Linked DNA regions of Homo sapiens: region 2 is linked to region 1. A link is a loop called in an ENCODE intact Hi-C map of the cell type or tissue named here. Cell type or tissue: IMR-90. All regions are shown on one strand. Each heading gives the region's core, and the rest is flanking DNA. Links, peaks and the distances in the headings are about the cores only.

Region 1 (4,399 bases), core at 250-4,249:
CTAATTTTTCTATATATATATTAATTGGTGGTAATCTAGAGAGAAACTGTAGTCTTATTGTAGTTTCTTTCTGTAGTCCTTATTGCTATAGGTTAAAATAAAGCCTCGACTTTCAAACTAAGACAGTTTAAGTGCCTTCTTTCAGACTATTTAAAATTACTTTCTGTGCTTTTTAAATAAAAGCTGCTGTAGTATTTTGCTTCTCTAGTCTGGATAGTGAGGTATGTATATGGTGTTGCTAACATCTTTTAAGCATGTAAAATTAATGCTGTAATACAGATCAAAGTAATTTGAAGCTGTTTTGTGGTGTGAACTCTCTTAAACATTGTTTGCAAAACATAAAGCCAGTTTTCAATTTTCAGGATCGACTTGTGGAACAATGGAAACCTAGTCCAAGATGTTTTCCTAGGTGAGATTAAGGTTCCTGTGAACGTATTAAGAACTGATTCCTCTCATCAAGCCTGGTAAGGGCCCAGCATTTTAGTGAACTCCATAGTTTAATTCTCTTTAGTACAGTATATATATGCAAATAAATGCTTACTCTGAACATATTTTAAATTTGCCATGTAATAAGCTAAACGTCATTAATATTGATATGTTCATTAATTCATTGTTGCAGAAGTAAATTGTAAGTTTTATGACTTGACCTGTGGTACTGAGATAAAAGAACTGAATCATCTAGGAATATTTTTCTGTTCAGAAGTGAAGACGACTCTTAAGGAGAAAAATGGGAAACATTTAAAACATTACATAAGAGTTGTTCATGTAAGAAAACGCTTGGTCACAAATCAGTGTCTGCATTTCAGAAGTTTTATTAGTGGTCATAGGAACTGTGGGTATTTGAAAGCAAAGGATTTTATTTAGGGGACTCAGTTGTTTATGGGAACTAACCACTGTTCTTCCTTCACCACACCCCATTGAAATGTACTGTAGATGGCCCTAATGTTACTTTTTGAATGTCTAAGGTCTTATGTTGTTGAGCTGGCACTTTTTAGGGCTCTTGGTTTTCAATAATGACTATAATATTATTTTAGTTTTCAGTGACTCTAATAATAACATTACACTGATGTTAAATTCAAATTAATGTTCAGACATTACATTGAGCTAGTTTCCTTAGCAGAATCAATGTGAAACTATTGTTTTTTTTCTGTCTATAGCACTTAAAAGCGTGTGTATCCTTTCAGTATGTTGCCCAGCATCTCTCTTGCTAGATTTTGGTTTCAACTGGGTATAAATGAACATGCCTTTCTCATTTGCCTTTTAAGGAGCACTTTTTGGATCTCAGTTTCTGCTGCCTCAAAGAGGAGTGTTTAGGTGTTTCTTATGGATATCAGTTTCATCTGTTCCTAAAAGAGCCTGCCTCTTCTGATTGGCCATCAGACATCTTCATTTTAGAGTCTTGTCCTAGAGCAGTTATCACTTGTAGACTGATATGGAGACTCTCAAAATTTTTACTTTATTTTTGCCTCTCTATAGTCCAAGGCAGATCTAAGATTTATTGGTCTTTATGTTGGCATTTTGTGTATTATAGTTTGTAAAATGCATCCACAGAGGGGGAAAAAAATCAAATGTAGTCACTATGAAAAATTGATGAAGATTTGGGACCTGTCATCCTCCCACTACACCATGTCTTCCACCTTCCATCAAATAGCATACATTTTAAAATGAAAATTTCTGAGCTCAGTTTGTCAAGTTTTTAAAATTATGTGCCAGACCACTCAGTACAGAAGAGAAAAACACGTTGTAGTGCCTCCGGGTCCCTCAAAATGAACTTGAAATGTGCCACATAATCTGTTTTTTAAGTAAGACTGTCTCCAGAGATGCCTTCCAAATTTGGCAAAACTTTGTGCAGCTTCCTTGGCAGTATGTAAGAACATTAACAAACTAATTTTATTTTTATAGATGTTTTTGGCCCATGATATTTTAAAGTAACCTGCCAGAAATATAAGTGCTGAAATTTATATAGCATGAAATAGGAACATCTGGTAATTCATATATAATTCCACAGTTGTAAGGAAACATAAAAATGTGAATGCCATTTCTTTTAAGTTGGAAATAAAACTCTTAACCTCCTCCATCAATTGTAGAGCCATAGCATCCCCTTGTGGGGTTGTTAGTAACTGCATGAAAACTCAAGAAAAGATTTATTTACCCTCAGGATTTCAGGCAAATTCTTTCTAATGTTGATGTTAAGAGAGTAATCATCAGTAATTTAATTCTGTTGTTTGAAAAGTCTCAAAATAGATTAATTTTTAAATTTGAAAGTAAGATTCAAATAATAGATAAAATGAATTACTGGGTTTTTCTTTTCAACAGAAGCACTTTATACATGATTTTAGACTAGATGAATATTTGATATGATTTAGCTTTCCAGTTTGTTAATTTTGACACCTTTTGTCCTCAAACTTTTTTTTGTGGGGGGGCGGTCTTACTTTTTTTGAGACAAAGCCTCACTCTGTTGTCCAAGCTGGAGTGCAGTGGCATGATCTCGGCTCACTGCAACCTCCACCTCCCGGGTTCAAGTGATTCTCCTGCCTCAGCCTCCCAAGTAGCTGGGACTTCAGGCACACACCACCATGCCGAGCTAATTTTTGTATTTTTAGTAGAGACGGGGTTTTAACTATGTTGGCCAGGCTGGTCTTGAACTCCTGACCTCGTGATCCGCCCACTTCGGCCTCCCAAAGTGCTGGGATTGTGAGCCATTGCGCCCAGCCTTTGGTCTCACATTTTTAACGTATCTGTTTAATATTTGAATTTAGAAAATATAACAAGTCTCCTGTCTTCAGTTAAAAAAAAAAAAAAAAGAAATAGGCCTGGCACGGTGGCTCAAGCCTGTAATCCCAGCACTTTGGGAGCGCAAGGCAGGCGGATCATGAGGTCAGGAGATCGAGACATCCTGGCTAACAATGGTGAAACCCCATCTCTACTAAAAATACAAAAAATTAGCTGGGCTTGGTAGTGGGCAACTGTAGTGCCAGCTACTCAGGAGCTGGCGCAGGAGAAATTGCGTGCACCTGGGAGCGGGAGCTTACAGTAAGCTGAGATCCACCACTGCACTCCAGCCTGGGAGACAGAGCGAGACTCCGTCTCAAAAAAAGAAAACAAAAAACAACAACAACACACAAAAAAAAACCAGAAATAACGTTAAACTTTTTTTTTTTATACGGAGTCTCGCTCTGTCTCCAGGCTGGAGTGCAGTAGCGCCATCTTGGCCCACTGCAATCTCCACCTCCCGAGTTTAAGCCATTCTCCTGCCTCAGCCTCCTGAGTAGCTGGGATGACAGGCATCCGCCACCACACCCAGCTAATTTTTGTATTTTTAGTAGAGATGGGGTTTCACCATGTTCACCAGGCTGGTCTTGATCTCCTGACCTCTTGATCCCCCCGCCTCGGCCTCCCAAAGTGCTGGGATTACAGGCGTGAGCCACCGCACCTGGCCCACGTTCAGTTATTAATAGAACTGCTTCTTTATTCTCTCATTTACATAGCATTATGTACAAATAATTGCACTTTGGGTTTGTCTACCTCAATTTTAATTACACAGACCCTATGGTTAGAATTGTTTAAATGCTGATTTTTTTCTGTTAAGGGACTGTCAAAACTGCTTACTCTTGAGAGCATAAGGATTGCTTTTATGCCTGTGAATGAAAAGTACATGTTTAGAGCAACTGAATGCTACTTTCAGTTAAAAATTTCTCTTTATTCCCTGTTTCTTTTTCTTTCAAACGGAAATATTTCATTCAAAAACTGACATATATATATATGAGTTTTTTGTTTTGTTTTCACTTAGAAATGCCAGATAGTCCTGAACTATTTAACAAATCTTGAGCCTTTTCTCTTTAGCTCTAATTCATACAGAATTATTTAATTCACAAGGATCCTTCAGGCAGTTTATTAAATTGAGCTTTTGTAATAATATTTTAAAATAATCACATTTATATAGTTATACAAATGACTATTGATAGTTATTCATATATTTAAGTGGTAATAGTTATACATCACATATATAAATGTTATATGTGTAACATTTACATAGTGATTACTGTGTGCCAGGAACTATTCTAAGTACTTTACTTATAATAACTTTTTTAGGGCTGTTGTAGGGTTTTAATGTGTTAAGACACTATTAATACTCCTTATTTGACAAATGAGGAAAAAGCACAGAGAAATTTAGCAACTTGTCTAAGGTCACACAGCTGGGATTTGAACCAAACTGTTTGACCCCAAAGTTTGTGCTTTTAACCAGTGTACTGTAAGTTTGAACTCTGGCATATTTCTGAATATATTTAAAACTCAAAAACATTCTTTTAAGCCATTAGCAAAGATTTGAGTGTCCCTTGCTTATAAAATATTATATAAAAGAGAATCAGAGAGTTCCCTACTCATTTAAAAAATGATC
Region 2 (4,399 bases), core at 235-4,234, 200 kb before region 1:
ATGTTCTTTTAAAAATGGCTTTATTATGATATGATTCACACATCATTCAATTCACCTATTTAAAGTGTAAAATGCACCCTTTTAAAGTGTATAATTCAAATTTTTTTAGTATAGTCACAGACAAATGCAACCATCAACATAGTCACTTTTAGGAAATTTTCATCACTTCAAAAAGAAACCTTGTACCCTTTGGCTGTCACCTCCCTAAGCCCCTATCTCCATCCCAGCCCTAAGCAACCACTAATCTATTTTCTGCCCCTATAGATTTCCCTGTTCTGGACATTTTATATGCATGAAAACATAGAATTTGTGGTCTTTTGTCAGTGGCTTCTTTGATTTGGCACAATACTACCACTAAAGGCTTGAACTACAGAATTCTCTAACCAAACTGGCTCTTTAGAGAGAAGGGACTGGATTCAGGATGGTGGATTGGGGCTGGGCGACCAAGGAGAGCCATTAGGAGGCCAGTGAGTAGCTGTTATGTGGTCATATGAGTGCTCAGTAAGGAAGATTTTGGCTGCAAGTAAGGAACACTGAACTACAAATGGCATAAATGACAAAGACATATTATCTTACTAACAGGAAATCTGGAAGTAGGTGGTTCTCGAGTTGGCCCAGGACTTACCAGTGTTGCCAAGGACCCAGCTCTTCCACCTTTCTCTTCACCATCTTAATGTACTGGTTTTTACACTCTGACCTTCCCCCTCATTGTTGGAAGATGCTGCTGCTCTTCAAGGAATCACCTCTTCATACAATTGCCTACAGAAACCTGAATCTCTGGCTTTTAAGGAAAGAAACTTTTTCCCAGTGCTCTACCCAAGAAACTTCCCTTCATGTGCCATTGGCCAGGATCATGCCACACATCCATGCCTTAGTTGCGAGGTAGGCTGAGCATGTGCCTATCTGCCATTGTCAGCCCCTATGGTGGGTGGTGAGCTGTGCCCAGCAAGAAGGAAGGAAGAGGTAGTGGCAATTGTGTAGGCTAACAACAGTGTTTGCCACAAGAGACAAAGAAGATCCAGGATAGTAGAGCATTCTTAGTCCAGCAAAGGACAGTATTTTTTGAAGATAAGAATGTGGTCAAATGGCACAGTGAAGATAAGAAAAACAGTAATCAATAAAAAGATAATGGGCCAGGTGCAGTGGCTCATGCCTGTAATCCCAGCACTTTGGGAGGCCAACGCAGGAGGATCACTTGAGCCCAGGAGTTCGAGACTGGCCTGGACAACACAGCAAGACCTCATCTCTACAAAAAGTTAAAAAATTAGCCAGGCATGGTGGTCCATGCCTGTGGTTCCAGCTACTCAGGAGGCTGAGGTGGGAGGATTGCTTGAGCCCTGAAGGTTGAGGTTGGAGTGAGCCATGATCACACCACTGCACTCCAGCCTGGGCAACAGAGCAAGACCCTGTCTCATAAACAAAAACAACAAAATTTTTTTGAGTTGTCTTAGTTTTTCTTATAAATTTGTCATAAGATGAAGTTTTAAAACCTCATATTCAATAGAAAACCAACAGTGCTTCCTATAAAGTGCCCATAATAATAAATACAAAAACAACAAAAGAATCTTACTAATTTCTAGTTAGACAGCATAGCCTACAGAAGACTCTAATCCTGAACCAAGCTCTCTACAAAAGGGTGAGATCCCAAGTGTCAAAGAGGCATTAAACACATGCACCACACAATTCAGTGTCCTCTAATGTCTGTCATAGACCATCTTAGCTCTGGGACCCCACAGTGCTGCTTATAATCTGTGCTGTTGACTCTAACTCCTGTATGACAAGCAAAGTCAAAAGAATCCCCTGTGTGCCTTGATGCTTGTTTCGGCGTGTGCCTGGAGTGAGGGATGAACGTCTTAAGCTTTGCCATCAGAAATTGCCATTTTTGTACATCAAAAAGGGTCTACAATTGTCATTTCTAATACAGTTCGGCCTAATCAACCACCAAAGATTTTAACATTGATTCTGGGGAGGCATGAGGGGATGGAAAATCTTTTAATTATATTTTATTATATTACTCTTATTTATGAACATGTATTATTTTTGAATCATTAACAATTCTAATTTTTAAAAAGTAAGGAACAAAAAGAGAGTGCTTAGTCTGAGCTGTCAAAAGCTGTGAATAAGCTGTAAGTCCCTGGGCAGGTCCCGTCATTTTTCTAGTCTAGGATTTCTTCACCTCGGCACTATCGACTTACTGGACCAGATAGTTGTGTTGGGGTCGGGGGGCTGTCCTGTGTATTATAGGATGTTTGGCAGCATCCCTGGCTTCTACCCACTGTTGACGGTATTACCCCCAAAATGACAATAAAAAAGTCTCCAGATGTTGCCAAACGTTTTCCAGGGGGCAAACGCACCCCTGGTTGAGAATCACTGCTCTTGTCCTCAGTTTCTCATCAATAAAAGGAAGCACAGAACCAAGTGCTTTAAGCTCACCTAAAGCACCAAATTCTCTGACTCCGTCAATGTCAAATCTGTAAATTTGTTTTCCAGAAGCTATTTTCCTCCAGAGCCACTAGAGGGGACACTCTGCTACACAAAGGACAAAAACAGAGCACTCAGGGAACTTTGTTTTCCTCTCCTCTTGACTTTGTTTCTGTTTCTGACCGCCCCAGCCTTAAATAAATAGTCTTTGATGTTGAGTGTGATAACCCCTTACCACGAAGCATGAAGAGTTGTTTGTCTTGTGCCTGGTGCCATAAAAGTCAGTGTTTTTAGATATGGCGGGGAGGGGAGGGCAAAATATTCTCTGCTTTTTAAACATTCTTTGTAAGGTAGTCAGATGAATCATGCCTCTAAAAAAAGATGTGCATTTCCATAAGCGGAGCCTGCAGGACAACCAGGCTGGGAGGTGGAAAATCTAGTTCTGTTCCTGGTCCTGCCACTTCTGGGCTGTGTGATGTTGGCCAAATTTCTTGACTTCTCTGGTTTTATATAGATAACAGAACTGAGGAAGCTGAGGCTGAGAAGTTAAGGTCACACAGTATGTTAAGTGGTCAAGCAAGGACTTGCGTCTGACCCATCAACTTCATAGAATAGTTGTGAAAACCAGAAGAGATGGAGAAAGTGAAAGAGTCTTGAAAAATAGAAAACCCCACAACAAGTTCAAGGTGTGAATGTGTAGATATTGTGGGAATGAGAGAAGGGGATGGCTATGGGGTAGCATGAGGGAGCAGGGTAGGTCCAGACAGCAAACAGAAGTTACTCCTTCTCCAAGTGTTGTAAATTACAGGAAAGAGCCTCAGTGCCCCCAAATACTTCACTACTGATGGAGCTTCATCCCTAGGACTTAAGGTCTCCATCCCTATAAAAGTGGACAGATCACTAAGAGGAGTTTACTTTATGCTCTGATGAGTTGTTTATACACCTCAGCGAAAGTGAGGGATCTACAACACTGGTTTTTAAACATTTTTTTAAAACCCTGAACCACAATAGAAAATATGTTTCACAGAGAGACCCAGCTCACATACATATTATAAAATCGAAACGAAAGTGTTAGTTATAATGTACTTGGATCTTTTCTATTGTTTTATTTTATTCTATCACTTGCAACCCATGCTGACCCACTAAATAATGAGTCCTGACCTGCACTTGAAGGTATTATACTAGAAGGTTTTGTGGAGGGGAAAGAGTTTAGGGTCCTGGAGCTGGTCTAGGGAGGAAACAGATGTGTCCTCCGAACAGTATTCAAGGATCCCTAAAGATGAACTTTTTACAAGTTTTATAGTTTTCCAAGGGCTGATTCTCTGAGGCGTGATTCAGGAGGAAGAAAAGAGAACAATAATTCCAAATTTGAATTCCCAAAATTCACCCAAATGAGTGAGGATGGGCCATTGGGTAGCAACCTCTAGACTGGATTCTCAGAGGTTATGATCTAAACCCCCCACATCATTAACATAAAATAGATAACATAAAATATAGATAGCATAAAATGACCACCAGCACAAAAAACATTTTTAATCCAACATTTATTGAGCCATTATTATATATCAGACATTGCACTAAGCACTTTACATGAGTGATAGGACATAAATTAAGTTTAAGTGTTCCCTGATTTTCTTCTCTTCCTGCCCACTAACAAGAGTTCTGGCTTTGTTTGTCCAATTTCTTTTTCTGCCCCAACAGAAGAAGAACTGGACAGAGCGGAAGGACCAGAGGAAGGCTGATTAGGACTGGAGAAAAGATTTCAGGGAGTTTGGGAGAAAGAAAGGGAGGCAGAAGCTATGGGGTGTAAGAGGCTTGGATAGGAGGGGAAAAGGATGCTGAGGGGAATTGAAGGGGCTCTTTGTGATGTTTGAGAAATGCAAGTATTAATATGAGTTAATTAGAAATTACTTTTGGTGACTAGACTGGGTTTCTTGGGCTGCAACCCTGCCCCCCACCCCAAGACTGCACCCTGTAG

Evidence for each region. Hi-C counts contacts between places; a loop is a spot of excess contacts. Peaks named below come from ENCODE experiments on the same cell type or tissue, not always from the same donor. Only the 100,000 strongest peaks of a DNase experiment are listed, where the experiment ranks them.
Region 2: a loop joins it to region 1, with 6 times the contacts of the local background. A loop is called at or near these places in 44 of 110 quality-filtered maps.

Annotation. Positions count from the first base shown.
Region 1 is chr3:141,559,532-141,563,930 of GRCh38, forward strand. It overlaps RASA2 (RAS p21 protein activator 2), which reads left to right. Exons shown (of 24, transcript NM_006506.5): 9 at 363-464. Among named protein-coding and RNA genes, the nearest start is that of RASA2-IT1, 37 kb to the left of the region's middle. In IMR-90, for the core only: a CTCF peak has its summit at 2,102; a DNase peak (open chromatin) is centred at 2,100.
Region 2 is chr3:141,358,518-141,362,916 of GRCh38, forward strand. It overlaps a transcript of ZBTB38 not described here. Among named protein-coding and RNA genes, the nearest start is that of ZBTB38, 7.8 kb to the right of the region's middle. In IMR-90, for the core only: a CTCF peak has its summit at 2,520 (motif pointing right); a DNase peak (open chromatin) is centred at 2,704; H3K4me3 peaks cover 194 bases; H3K27ac peaks cover 1,977 bases.